Linked DNA regions of Homo sapiens: regions 1 and 2 are each linked to region 3. Evidence: chromatin contacts called from ENCODE Hi-C or POLR2A ChIA-PET data. All regions are on one chromosome and are shown on one strand. The core of a region is the stretch at or near the end of the contact, and the rest is flanking DNA. Distances in the headings are between cores, read along the strand shown.

Region 1 (3,988 bases), core at 1,095-3,594, 66 kb after region 3:
TTAAAGAACACTCATTTATACAAAGATAGTTAGGCTAGGACAGAAGAGTTTGATTCCAATATCAAACCTCTGCAGAAGAGAGGCCAAGATGAAAGTTTGATATGTATGTGCATCTATTATACTGTAGTGGGTCTGTTAATTATTAGTGACTTGTTTTGCATTACTTTGAGCCTTTCAATAATAAAATTCAAATGTATCCCAATTCTCAAACTGAAAGACATGCTAACAAAAATAAAATGAGAAGCACTGCTTGAAAAGAGGTTTATACCATAAAACTTACATCAGATTTTTCACACAGAATTTTTTCATTCAGTTATACAAAGATATTCTTTGTATTTCAAAGAGAGAGCTTTTTTCATAGAAAAATGAATATGGACAGTAGATTTTCAATCACATGAAGAACAGATCCAGAGACTGAAAATTTCCAAAATTAAATTATTTCTTTCTATAAAACCTTATAAATGTTAAGAAAAAAATTGTTAAATACATGAATTTTGTCAGCTGTCCCTTTTAACATAATTACCTGTATTTCAATTCAGCTTTGCATTTACACTGCTAAATTAAAGCTTTTGCAATTTTATTTCATCAGAGAAAGAAAAAGAAGTTATGAATGCTGGCATTTTAAAGGATTACTGTGGAAGATCATTTACAAAAACATGATTGCCTCACACTAAATTCTGTAATCTAAAATTCTAATGAAAACCTATTTTAAATATTTCTTTATCATTAGGTAACAATTCTTTGATGTCTCAACTTGAGAGAACTAGGTCTATCCCTTTAGAGTTTCCACTTAGAGAATTCTAAAAATGTTTTCTATCTCATCTTGAAATATCATCTAATTTAAATGTTACTAAGGGCAAGAATGGCCCTCAGTGAGGTAATTAACATGTCCACTCCCCATATTCTATACTGCTAATGTGCACAATATGGGTCCCAATAGTGATGTCAACACTGCCACCACGAACTACTGGAAGGAAGGTGCACACCAGGAAGCCCTAGAAGGAATGGTAAGAAACAACAGCTGTTAATAGATCCTGATAATTTCATTGCTGTGTAGCCTTGCTGATGCCTAATATTTCAAAATAATCAGTTTACTGCTTCTAATCCAGGCAACCTAAACTTCAAGAGGGAAGGGGACTTGTAACAATGATTAACATTTTAGAAATCTAAAAATTCACCATTTCCTTTGAATGAAACATCTCAAAAATAGTCACATGACTTTTTTTTTTTTTTAAAGAACAAAAGAACTCAATTTTATTCTAGGATTTTACTGTTTAAGAACAGACTTTCTAAGATACTAGGAACAATAAAGTAAATTTAGTGACTCTGAATGAAATACAGAACTGCTTTCTGATCTCTATTTTAATAAAACAGAAGAGCTTTCAAATAAGTCATGTCTGTAAGTTGCTTATAAACTCTCTTTCATTAAAAACACACAGAGTACAGGAAATCACGGTTGCCAAAGAGAAAATACATTTGCCTTTCAGATCCCATCAATTCTCCAGTTGTAGAAAATGTGAATATAACAGGAGGCAAGAGGGGAAAATGGTACCCAACAGACAAGGGTGAACCCTGATTTGTATCAGTACTAATACTGCCACAATTTAAAGATGCCTATGGTTCAACAGCCAGCTCACAAAATTTCTGAACATTAGGCTGGGAGTCATGGCTCATGCCTGTAATCCCAGCACTTTAGGAGGCCAAGGTGGGGGTATCACTTGAGGCCAGGAGTTCAAGACCAGCCTGGCCAACATGGCGAAACCCTGTCTCTACCAAAAAATACAAAATAGCCGGCGTGGTGGCTCACGCTTGTAGTTCTAACTACTCAAGAGGCTGTGGTGGAAGAATTACTTGAACGCAAGAGGTGGAGGCTGCAGTGAGCCGAGATCGTGCCACTGCACTCCAGCCTGAGCAACAGAGTGGGACCCTATCTTTTTTTTAAAACAAACAAAAAAAAATTCCTGAAAATTTAACAATCACCTGGAGTCAGTGTGAGCAGGCCCCAGTACACCACTGCCAAGGCATTTAATTACTGGAGGGTCTGTATAGGAAGCAGGCCCGTAAGTACTGTCAAAGACAAAAATCTAACAAATTGAGTTATAGATCCAATTGCCTTTTATTTGTGATTCATGAGGCAGGGCAGCCTCCATTCTACAAAATAGAATAAAAGTTCCCATGAGGCAATGGCAGAACAGTGGGTTTTAAAGTAAGGTAGAAACAAGAAAACAGGACAAGAGGAAAAAAAACTAATTGGTTAACAGGTTACATCAGGCTTTGCGGGGGGGGTTGTTTTTTTGGCAAGGGTTAAAGCAGAGTAGACTTACTGAGCTGATTCAGGTAGACTGGAATCTCCTGCTTTCAGGAAAAACCGGTCTGTTTTGGAATCCGTCTGCTTCCTTAATAAAGTTTCAATTTGATTATGTGGCATTTTGCAGGAGTGACTATATCAATTTAATCTGGTCTGCTGGGGATTTGAGCAGGAGCTCAGTCCAAAACAATGGCCTCCCATAATTTTAACAGTACAATGCAGGATCCTCCACCATCAGTATCCATGAACATCCACTGGCCAAGTCACTTCCTCCCAAGACAAAAATAAGCCTAGAAGCTCTTCTCTCAGAAAATGAACAAACTTGGCCGGGCGCGGTGGCTCACGCCTGTAATCCCAGCACTTTGGGAGGCCGAGGCGGGTGGATCATGAGGTCAGGAGATCGAGACCATCCTGGCTAACAAGGTGAAACCCCGTCTCTACTAAAAATACAAAAAATTAGCCGGGCGCGGTGGCGGGCGCCTGTAGTCCCAGCTACTTGGGAGGCTGAGGCAGGAGAATGGCGTGAACCCGGGAGGCGGAGCTTGCAGTGAGCCGAGATTGCGCCACTGCAGTCCGCAGTCCGGCCTGGGCGACAAAGCGAGACTCCGTCTCAAAAAAAAAAAAAAAAAAAAGAAAATGAACAAACTTTATGAGAAGAACTAGTGAAAAGAGAGCCAGAAAGAAAGATGGAGGCCTCTGTGCAGTATCTGGTCCATAAACGCTCTTTTTTTTTTTTTTTTGAGACCGAGTTTCACTCTTGTCGCCCAGGCTGGAGTGCAAATGGCACGATCTCGGCTCATTGCAACCTCCGCCTCCTAAGTTCAAGTGATGCTCGTGCCTCAGCCTCCTGAGTAGCTGGGATTACAGGCACGTGCCACCACGCCTGGCTAATTTCTGTACTTCGAGTAGAGATGGGGGTTCACCATGTTGGCAAGGCTGGTCTCAAACTTCTGACCTCAGGTGATCTGCCCGCCTCAGGCTCCCAAAGTGTTAGGACTGCAGGCATGAGCCACTGTGCCTGCCCATAAACGCATTTTGTTAGACATGCAAAAGGATTTTTCTCTCCCATCAAAGAGAAAAAGTTTCAAGAAAAGTTTTAATGTCAAAAACCTTAAAAGTAGGGGGCCAGGAACAGTGGCTCATGCCTGTAATCCCAGCACTTCAGGAGGCCAAGGCGGGAGGATCACTTGAGTCAAGGAGTTCGAAACCAGTCTGGGAAACATGACGAAACAACACAAAACTTAGCCGGGCATGGTAGAGCCCATCCCTGCTACTCGGGAGGCTGAGGTGGGAGGATCACTTGAGCCCCGGAGGTCGAGGCTACAGACAGCTGAGATCGCACCACTGCACTCCAGCCTGGGCGACACAGGGAGACCCTCTCTCAAAGAAGGAAAAAAAAAAAAAAAACACCTTAAAACCAAAAGCCCAAGAGCTATTTTTCTAGACATGTAAAATCTTGGCTTCCCTTGAAAATAATGAGAAATAAAAAAAAAAATTCTAAGCCCCTCAACCAACTGAACTGACCTTCTTTTGGCCAAGGGGACCACAGAGAAACCTCAGAGGCTGAATTCGTAGCTATGATGTGATGGGAGGTCAGACCATCTCCCTCAATAGCCGCCATTAGGCTTTCTTCTAACGGGCTAAAGAGAAACCAGCCCTTGAAAGATGCCACTGCTGATT
Region 2 (4,307 bases), core at 1,722-4,221, 84 kb before region 3:
TGCGGGGGTCCCCGCGGCCAACCCAGCGCCAGAAGCGCAGGGAGCACGTGGCAAACGGTGGGGGGAACAATCAAGACGGACCCAAAGCGGTTGCAGCAGAGAGGGAGGCATCCAATCCCGTCCACCAGCCCCCAAAGGCCGTCGTCCTGCCTGGAGAACCTAGCAGTGCTAGGCAAGGTTCACTAGTAAAGAAAAATATCTGACCGGCTCCAGCTCCAGCCCAAGCTGCTGGTCGGGGCGAGAGGCCTGGGGACCTGTCCAGGGCAGGAGCCCCCGCACTGCGGGGGAATCCTCCTACTACTGCACGGGGTGGAGGGGGCGGGCCGGGGGGGAACATGCAGGCCCTGGAGCCCCACTCAGAAGACGCCTGAGCAGAGGCGCCTCGGCTCTACCCAGCTCAGCCCCCGCCCCCGCACTGCACATCCCCTCTGTGGGCTTCCATCCTTCCTCCCCTTCCCCCCCACCACCCAAACTGCCCCCAGGGCTCTGCTGAGGCTTCCCTGCTGTCTGGGCAGGGGCTGTTGGTTCCTCAGGAGCACGCCGTGAGATGAGCACCCAGGGAGTGACGAAGGGGGCTCCAGGGGATACTGGGGAGGGCGAGTCAGAGCAGGGCCCAGAGGGGAGCAGCAGGCAGGGCACAATTTCGGGCCAGTTCCGGGGCAGGGTGGGTGGAGCCCAACCCCTAGGGGAACTCGGATCCTAATGACACCCTCAAGTCTGCCCGTCTGCCCGGGCTTCTTACTCCCACTCTGGTCCTCTTGGCCAAAGGCATGAGGCCGGGAGGACGGCGATGAGGATCAAAACCCCTGGGTCCTTCCTGCCTCTGCGCCTGCCAGCAAAACAGCTCCATGAGTCCAAGGGCAGCTCAAGGGCAGCTCAAGGGCAGGCCACGGGAGCCACAGGTCCTGGCCATACAGCAAAAACATACGGAAGCCAGGGCAGTGCAGACACAGCAACAGGACAGAGGGGCCTGGCTGGAGCGCCAATGCCAGGGGTCTCTCAAGGCCCGCAACACGGTGTCCTTCTTGGACTAGAGTCTCAGTTAAATAACAAAGAGGGGATCTGATGACGTCCACGTGGGCTTCTCCCTGCCTTTGGTGGCGCCCCGGCCCTCCTGTGCGTCCTCCTGGCCCTGCTCAGATCCTAGGAGCCATCACACACTCAACATCCCCAGGCAGCACCAGCACCAAAGCCCCTCATTCCATAGCCCTCTAACACCTGGCTCAGAGTGAGCTCAGCTTCTTTTCTTCACACATGTCTTCATGGCAGCAAGGGAATCAAAAACTCTCCTCCTGGCCACCCACGGAAATGCAGCTGTCACCAGATGGAAAAGGAGGAGAAGATGCAGTGGGCTTGGGTGGTCCCAGGTGGCCCCTGGCCGGACTCTTTCCCTCAGTTGGGGGACAGAGGCTGATTGGAAGAGCACCTCCTTCCCAACGCTTGAGGACAGGGCCTTCCCTGACACCTGTGCCTGGGCTGGTCTTCTGCACCCTTAGCCTCAAGTAGCCTCAGACCACTGCAGTGCTGTTGAGGGTTATCCATAGCGTTTTTTTCCTGTGCTTTGGGTCTCCTTTGCCATCTGCAGCTGGACTAGGGGTCTTGGATTGCCAGGGAGGCTTCTGTGAAGTGGGCTGAAGAGAGCCCTTCCTCACTCGGAAGGCACAGCACAGCCCCGCCGCATTTATAAGTGAAAAGGGAGACCCCACTGTGATGGGGATCCTTCTGCCATTCCCCCAAGACCCCGGGATTGATGAGAGGCATTCAGAACTGCAAGGGGCATGAGGGGGCTGTCATGTCCTTGTCTGGGCGGCCTCCCAGGCTCAAATTGCTGCCTGAGAACAGGTGGCAGAACATTCCTGAATATTTAACCCTTGGCTCGCAAGAGTGCAGGAATGACAGTTCTGTGCCTGAGGAAAAGATTCGTGTCACTCGCACCTCACTTAGGACAACTCGTGCTTTACAGAAATTTACTAATGTTAAAGAATGATTTGTGGTTTCTTTGCTCAAATACAGGAAACTGACTTTTCTCAAAAATGAACTCTCCCTACCAATCTGCACCATGAAATTATTTCAGCAAACAAAAAATAATGGTTGCCCATCACCGCACACTGCGTGTGACTCAGCCATCACTCACAGGCAAAGAAGGGTGTTCTCTCCTCTCCCTGTCAGTTACTAATTCTCTGTAAATGACCATTTGACATCCTGGCCGGGGAGGATTCAGATCAGAGATGACTTCCCCACTGCCACAAAGTATGGTTCTGGGAAGGACAACCAGCCCCAAGGCCACGAAGATTCTGAAAAAGTTTCTTCTCATTTGAAGTCCAGTATTTCCTCGGCCCCATTTTTCTGTTAAACAATCCTTTTCCCTTGGAGATTGCTAAAGCTTAGCTCCAGGGCCAGCCTAAGCTCCAGCAGAACTGGGAGCGTCTCCTGTGTCTACATAGCTCCCTTCCCTCCTGCCTTCCTACTATCAAAGGAGAAACAGCGTGTAATTTGATTTTTTCCCCTTCTCCTCACTTGCCATACTGTGTTCTTTGCCTGGGCCTGTGCCTCTCCTTGCAGAGGCTGTGGACAGGAGCACCGAGAGCCACTTCCTGGAGCATGCTCCCCACCCCCGCAGCCTGTGGCTTCAGCCTCTGCTTCTGCAGACAGCGGTGGAGGAAGTCAGGACTGTCCCTTCTGACCTGAACACCTACCTCCAAGTCCTCCCTGTCGCCACAGAGACCCGGCAATGCAAGTGAGTCCTGTTTGACCTCGTCAATCATCGCAGACTGTAAAGGTGACTCGGATGCTCAAGAAACGAGCATACCCAGCAGTGGGCCCCAGACTTCTCGCAGGCCCAGGTCCTCCTGGGTGCACAGAGACCTACCAGACAACGGTCCGGCTGCACTGGTGTTGTGAGATGCCTGTGTCAGAAGACACTGAGTTCCTCACTCGCCTCCTATCATGCCGATGATCACAGGAGAAAGAGCAGGGCACATGCATGCCAGCATGCTGAAGGGAGGCCAAAACCCATGCTTGAAAACCACAGGTCCTGTTCTAGGAGCAGGAGATATATTTAGCCAAGCAGGATGTTTGTGGGTAAACCAACATTTTGCTGTAAATAAAATTCTGCAAACTCGGGACTTTGAGAATTGCAGAAGCTTACTTTGCCTGCGTATTGGCAAGAGAGCTATTTTCCTAACACAAGCTCACCATGACCCTCATTCAGAGATGCGCTTGACGCCGAGGGTGGTGCCTTTTCGCTAAGGGGTGCTGTCAGGGGATTGAGTAGGAGCCTGAAGAGCTAGGAGTATCTTCTCCCTGGGCAGACCAGCAGGCAGACCCTGTCCCTTCACACTACAGTGGCACGTGATGGGCCCCACTGCCCACCTGGTTCTGGTGTCCAGGCTGAAGTCCTCGTGTGACACTCCAAACTGTTCTGGCAAGGAAGGCTCACGGGTTCTGACCTACACTCTGAAACTGACCAGTAGTGATAAACTCCGCATGGACTTCAGCCATCATTGCGTACGTAAGAAATACGTGTTGCACACAGAGTGCTTCTCTACATTCCCAGGTTTGCCACTCCCCGACTTTTGCTGAAGCAGGTTTCTACTCCATCAGTCCCACAGATGTGTTCACAGGGCCAGCACTGAGTGTGGTGCTGGGGAAGGCATGTGCTTGGAGGCAGCCCTGTGAGATGGCACAGCCTAGGGGAGGAGTCGTGGTGGGGAAGACCCTGGCCACGCATGATAGAGGAAGCGTGGCCACACAGTCTTTGCTGTCCCTGCCACAGCATGGTGCTGTAAGTCTCCTCCTTCCGAGTCTGTGCAGACTTATGTGACACATTTGACCCAACAGAAATGCAGCATTTGTGGTGTGTGAAAGTTCCAGACCAGGCCACAGCGAGCTCCGTGGCTTCGGCTGTGTCTCCTGGAGCACTTGCTCTCAGGACCCCCTCTCTCAGAGCCCAGGCACCACGCCGTGAGAGAGCCCCAGCCACAGAGACAGGCTACGTGTAGGTGCTTTCATCAAAGTGCCACCTGTGCCTCCCCGCAGCAGTGTCAGGCCACCAGCTTGGACAGGCAGCTCCAGCCTCCAGTGGAGGCTTCAGAGGACAGCATCAAACAGCATCCACAAAGGAGACCCACCTTGTGAAAAGCGCCTAGCCAAGCCCTGCCCAAATCCCTGGCCTGTGCAATTGTGAGCAAAGCAATTCAATTTGGAGTGGTTTTATGCTGCAGTAGGTGACCAAAGCACTATGGAAGTGAATATCAGGAGCCCCTCACTGGGATGTCAGAAGACATTCAAGGAAGGTTTCCTGGAAG
Region 3 (4,194 bases), core at 346-2,845:
TGAGAAGACAAAGGGGTGCAATGGCAGCCAATGAAAAGTTTTAAAATCAGAACGCTTTTTGAGAAACAAGGCCCCACTTCTCAGCAGGGAGTCCCACAGAAGACAGCCATTTTGGTTTTTATCTGATAAGAGGAAAGCTGGAGAAAGAAGAAAAATATCAAAATCACCTAATCACTAATCACCCCCAACAATTAAGCAAGGGTTGAGTAAAAAGTAAAGCAAAAGTGAAAATAAATGAAACAAGATCAGTGGGACCAAGATGACTGAGTAGGAAGTGCCTGAGTGAGAAGTCTATGAAGCATCAATGACTGGAGCTGACATCTGCTGATAGAAGCAAACGGGTGCCAAGTGACTTATGGGCATTATCTCATTCAATCCTTCCACCTACCCCAGGATGTAGGGACTATCATCTTCCTCCACACAGATGAGAAAACGGAGGCCTAAGGTAGGGCCTGGAGCCAGGATGCAAGCCTGGGGAGCCTGCTCTGGCCCTCTCCTCCCCTGTGTTCTAGAGGGAGTGCACCTTTGACCCCTGCGCTGTCCCTAAAAACACTCATGGACTGTGCCCATCCTTCTTGTCTAAAGCTGGCAAGATGTGACGGGGATGGGGACAGGAGCAGGGCCCATAAACACCAGAGACCTACTGTCCTAAAATGCCAGACCCCTGTCCTGAGCTGGGAAACCATATTAAGCAAAGGGTGTGTCTCACAGGAAACAGATATGAGCAGATTCGGTGGAGGCAGCCTGGGAAAAGATATTTACAAAGCTGAATCATGGCCTCCCGCCCTGCTGGGTGATTCCTGCCTCCTCTCCTCCCATTCTCTCAGACAAAGAGGAAAAGCAAAAGAAACACCACAACAATTCTGAGCCCTCAACCAGAATCAACCCAAAGCTCACTCGCTGTGTAAAAGAAGAAGAATACTGACAGAGGTTCATGCTAAAAAAACAAACAAACAAAAAACCACGTGGAAGATTAACAAAAGACATGGCATAGTTACTGGACAAGACAGGCCAGCCTCCCCACTCCTCAAAGCAAACCAAACCAAACAAGCCCCCTACTGAGGACAGCAAAGGCACACACATGGCATCCTAAAGACACCGTCTTTTATTTAAGAAAGCCTAACTAATAACTGAAGAAAAGTTCCCAGAAGTGCTTACTATGAAATAATTTAGAGATGACATAAAATCAATATATGAGACTCAAAGAGGCGATGGCAAATGAACACGCTGAAATGAAAAACAAGATTGCAGAGCAACTGAAACACTGAGGACCAAAATAACATAAATACAGAACTAATAAATGAATTAGAAATAGCATGCTAGAAGGAATAAGGCTAAAGTCAGAAATCACGCCAAAGGCAAAACACTTGTTTAAAGGTGGTATATGCACACAATGAAGTTAGAAGCTAAGCAAATAAACGTTAAGAGAATAGGCATAAAGGATAAATGACTATTTAACAAGGAAAACTGCTGTTTCTAAAGCACAAAATCCAAGAGTTAGGAATAGAAGACAAGTCTATGGCTGAAAAGCCACATGATGAGGATGGCAAAACAGCAGGCTGGAAAGTCTGGTAGTCCCCATCATGCCTAAGCAGCGGAGCCATGCCAGCAGCGGAGCCATGCCAGCAATGCCTTCCCAGACTTCTTATAAAAAGATACCCAAGGCCTTGTTAAGCCACAGTCAGCTGAGTCTTCTGTTACCTGCCTCCTTTCCCCGACAATCCTTCAGCCTACTCACACTCAATTCCCTTCCATACAGCCTCCTCCCACTGCTGCAACAGCTCAGCCACATTCTTTGCAGTGAAGCCTTCTTTCCTCTCTCACTGCACATGGCTGGCAAACTCTCCTCCGTACACTGCATCACCCTTTTAACCTTTTCTGAGTCTACATCCGGACAGAGAAACACTGCTGCAGAGACCCATCAACTTCAACCGATAGTGCTACTCTGCAAGAGGGTAAGGGGGGCAGCTAACTCTCACTCCCCATAAAGGTGGTTGCCACAGCACCATTCCCCTTCCCTGCCTCGCCCCTCAGTCAGTCACACTCTTATGCAGATCATCTCTCCTGTCTCTCCCACTCCCACTGGTCCATTTTTCTCACTCTCACAGCTGCACGCCTACAGTACCTCAATTCCCAGCCTCTCCATCTCCTTGGATCACATCTTGTCCTGCCCCCTCCCTCCTCCCTGACACATGGGGCTCTGGCACAAGGAATCTATTCTCCAATTTAAAACAAATCCCATTGTGTCCTCCAGGGCCAAAATCCTTCAGCCACCAAACTGTTAGTATTCTCTCTGAATTAGTGACCAATAATGCTAGCATTGGTGAAAGTTCCCAGTGTTCTACATCCTTGCCAACATTTACTAGTCTTTAATTTTAGTCATTCTATAGGTGTTCAGTATTGTCTCATCGTGGTTTTAATTTGTATTTCCCTAAAGACTACTGATGTAGAGCATCTTTTTATGTGCATATTTGCCATACTTACATTTTCTTTAGTGAAGTGTCTGCTTAAATATCTTGACCATGTTTTAACTAAGTTGCTTTGTTTTCTTACTATTGAGTTTAGAGAATTCTCTACAAATTTTGGATACAAGTCCTTTATCAAAAATATGATTTACACATATCTTCTTCTATTCTGGAGCTCGTACTTCCATTCTCTTAACAGTGTCCTGACAAAAGACATTCTTAACTTCAGTAAGTCCAGTATTTCTATTTTTTTCTCATGTGGATCATGTTCTTGGTGTCTCATCTAAGAAACCTTAGATTTCTAACCCAAAATGAGAAAGATATTTTTCCCTGAACTTTGTTCTAAGCACTTCTGTTTTTAGGTTTTACATTTTAAGTCTGTGATCCATTTTTATCAATTTTTACATATTGTGAGAACTATGGATTGAAGTTCATTCTTTTGCATACGGACAACCAATAGTTGAAAAGCCTGTTCTTTCCTTGATTAACTGCCTTTGCATGAGGCTTTATTTTTCAATGTTCAACTCTGTATTATGTGTTATTTTTGTCTCTAAGGAGTCTACCAAAAACATCTCAAGATAAAGGACATAACTTTTTCCTAAAAATGCCTACAACTATTAGAAATATAAGGAAGAAAAATATGGGCATAAGTTCCTAACAATATTGGATTTTAGACAAAGAAAGCACAACCTAAAAGGAGTGATACAAAGGAAGCCTGTGGGAAGCGGGAGTGCCCCCAGGGGTAGTGGGAATATGGTCTAGATTACATATATGAGCTCTGGGGTGGGACACGGAAATTTAAATAACTAGTACGTAAATCTTAAGCTTATAATACCAGTTTTTGTCCTCACTGTTTCATATCAAAATGCACTTATATATGTACAGTAAGTCCTCACATAACATTGTTGGTTCCTGGAAACTGGGACTTCAAGCGAAACAACATGTAACAAAACCATTTCCCCTCACAACAACATTATAAAGGAACAAGGATGAACAAAAGGATGTGATTTCAGGAGCCGCTGTACATCATTTTGTTTAAAGTTGCAGTTTCCAAGAACCAATGATGATGTTAAGCGAGGACTTACTGTTATTATTAGCAGGCTAGCACAATGGCATTTTTGGCTCACGGTCAACACTGTGATACTGTGACTAGGCTTCTATGTTTGCAGTGGATACCTCCATGTAAATTATGAAAAACAGAAATGAGTAAAGAATACAACATTTCTGGGCCAGGCACGGTGGCTTACACCTGTAATGCCAGCACTCTGGGAGGCCAAGGTGGGCAGATCACTTGAGCCCAGGAGTTCGAGACAAGCCTAGGAAACATGGCACAACCCTGTCTCCACAAAAAATACAAAAATTAGCCAGGCCTGGTGATGCACACTTGTAGTCCCAGCTACTTGGGGGGCTAAGGTGGGGGGATCACCTGAGCCTGGGAGATTGAGGCTGCAGTGAGCCATGATTGCACCACTGCACTCTTGCCTGGGCGACAGAGAACCTGTCTCAAAAAAAAAAAAAAAAAAAAAAAAAAAAAAAGAACACAATATTTCTGAACACTGACCTGGAGTTCTGTAAGAGGGGGTTTGGGGAACACTGGACCCACATGGCTCTGTGACATACCAAAGAAACAATATCTCACACATCATCTTATAAAGCCCTCTTTTCCTGTAACCTCACCCTTGTGGCTATTCTTTGAGCTAATTACACAAAAGTTGTTTGTTCGGTAGTT

Evidence for each region. A loop is a pair of places that touch in the nucleus more often than their neighbours do. ChIA-PET counts read pairs that join two places held with the same protein, here RNA polymerase II (POLR2A). Pooled maps may share reads with other maps.
Region 1: POLR2A ChIA-PET joins it to region 3 with 12 read pairs in activated T-cell. The contact joins two enhancer-like sites. POLR2A ChIA-PET finds 5 or more read pairs at or near these places in 3 of 52 experiments (Panc1, activated CD4-positive, alpha-beta T cell and activated T-cell).
Region 2: a pooled map shows a loop between it and region 3 (3-fold over the local background). The contact joins the promoter of LINC02937 here to the enhancer-like site in region 3. A Hi-C loop is called at or near these places in 3 of 168 maps with a recorded cell type or tissue (endothelial cell of hepatic sinusoid, naive thymus-derived CD4-positive, alpha-beta T cell and natural killer cell), 1 of 37 single-sample maps with no recorded cell type and 9 of 50 pooled maps. POLR2A ChIA-PET finds 5 or more read pairs at or near these places in 6 of 52 experiments (activated CD4-positive, alpha-beta T cell, activated CD4-positive, alpha-beta memory T cell, activated CD8-positive, alpha-beta T cell and 2 more).

The regions. Positions count from the first base shown.
Region 1 is chr9:91,310,792-91,314,779 of GRCh38, forward strand. All of the region lies in intron 4 of AUH (AU RNA binding methylglutaconyl-CoA hydratase), which reads right to left. Among named protein-coding and RNA genes, the nearest start is that of AUH, 49 kb to the right of the region's middle. RefSeq lists an enhancer at 3,868-3,988. Within about 2 kb of position 2,345, at least 6 of the 41 ENCODE cell types and tissues checked have a DNase peak (open chromatin) inside an H3K27ac peak, as active enhancers do.
Region 2 is chr9:91,160,309-91,164,615 of GRCh38, forward strand. LINC02937 (long intergenic non-protein coding RNA 2937) reads right to left here and starts at 2,972. Exons shown (of 6, transcript NR_184105.1): 1 at 2,697-2,972. All of the region lies in intron 2 of LINC00484 (long intergenic non-protein coding RNA 484), which reads left to right. RefSeq lists an enhancer at 2,932-2,981.
Region 3 is chr9:91,245,323-91,249,516 of GRCh38, forward strand. The region is part of intron 6 of AUH (AU RNA binding methylglutaconyl-CoA hydratase); the gene reads right to left. Among named protein-coding and RNA genes, the nearest start is that of LINC02937, 84 kb to the left of the region's middle. Within about 2 kb of position 1,596, at least 3 of the 41 ENCODE cell types and tissues checked have a DNase peak (open chromatin) inside an H3K27ac peak, as active enhancers do.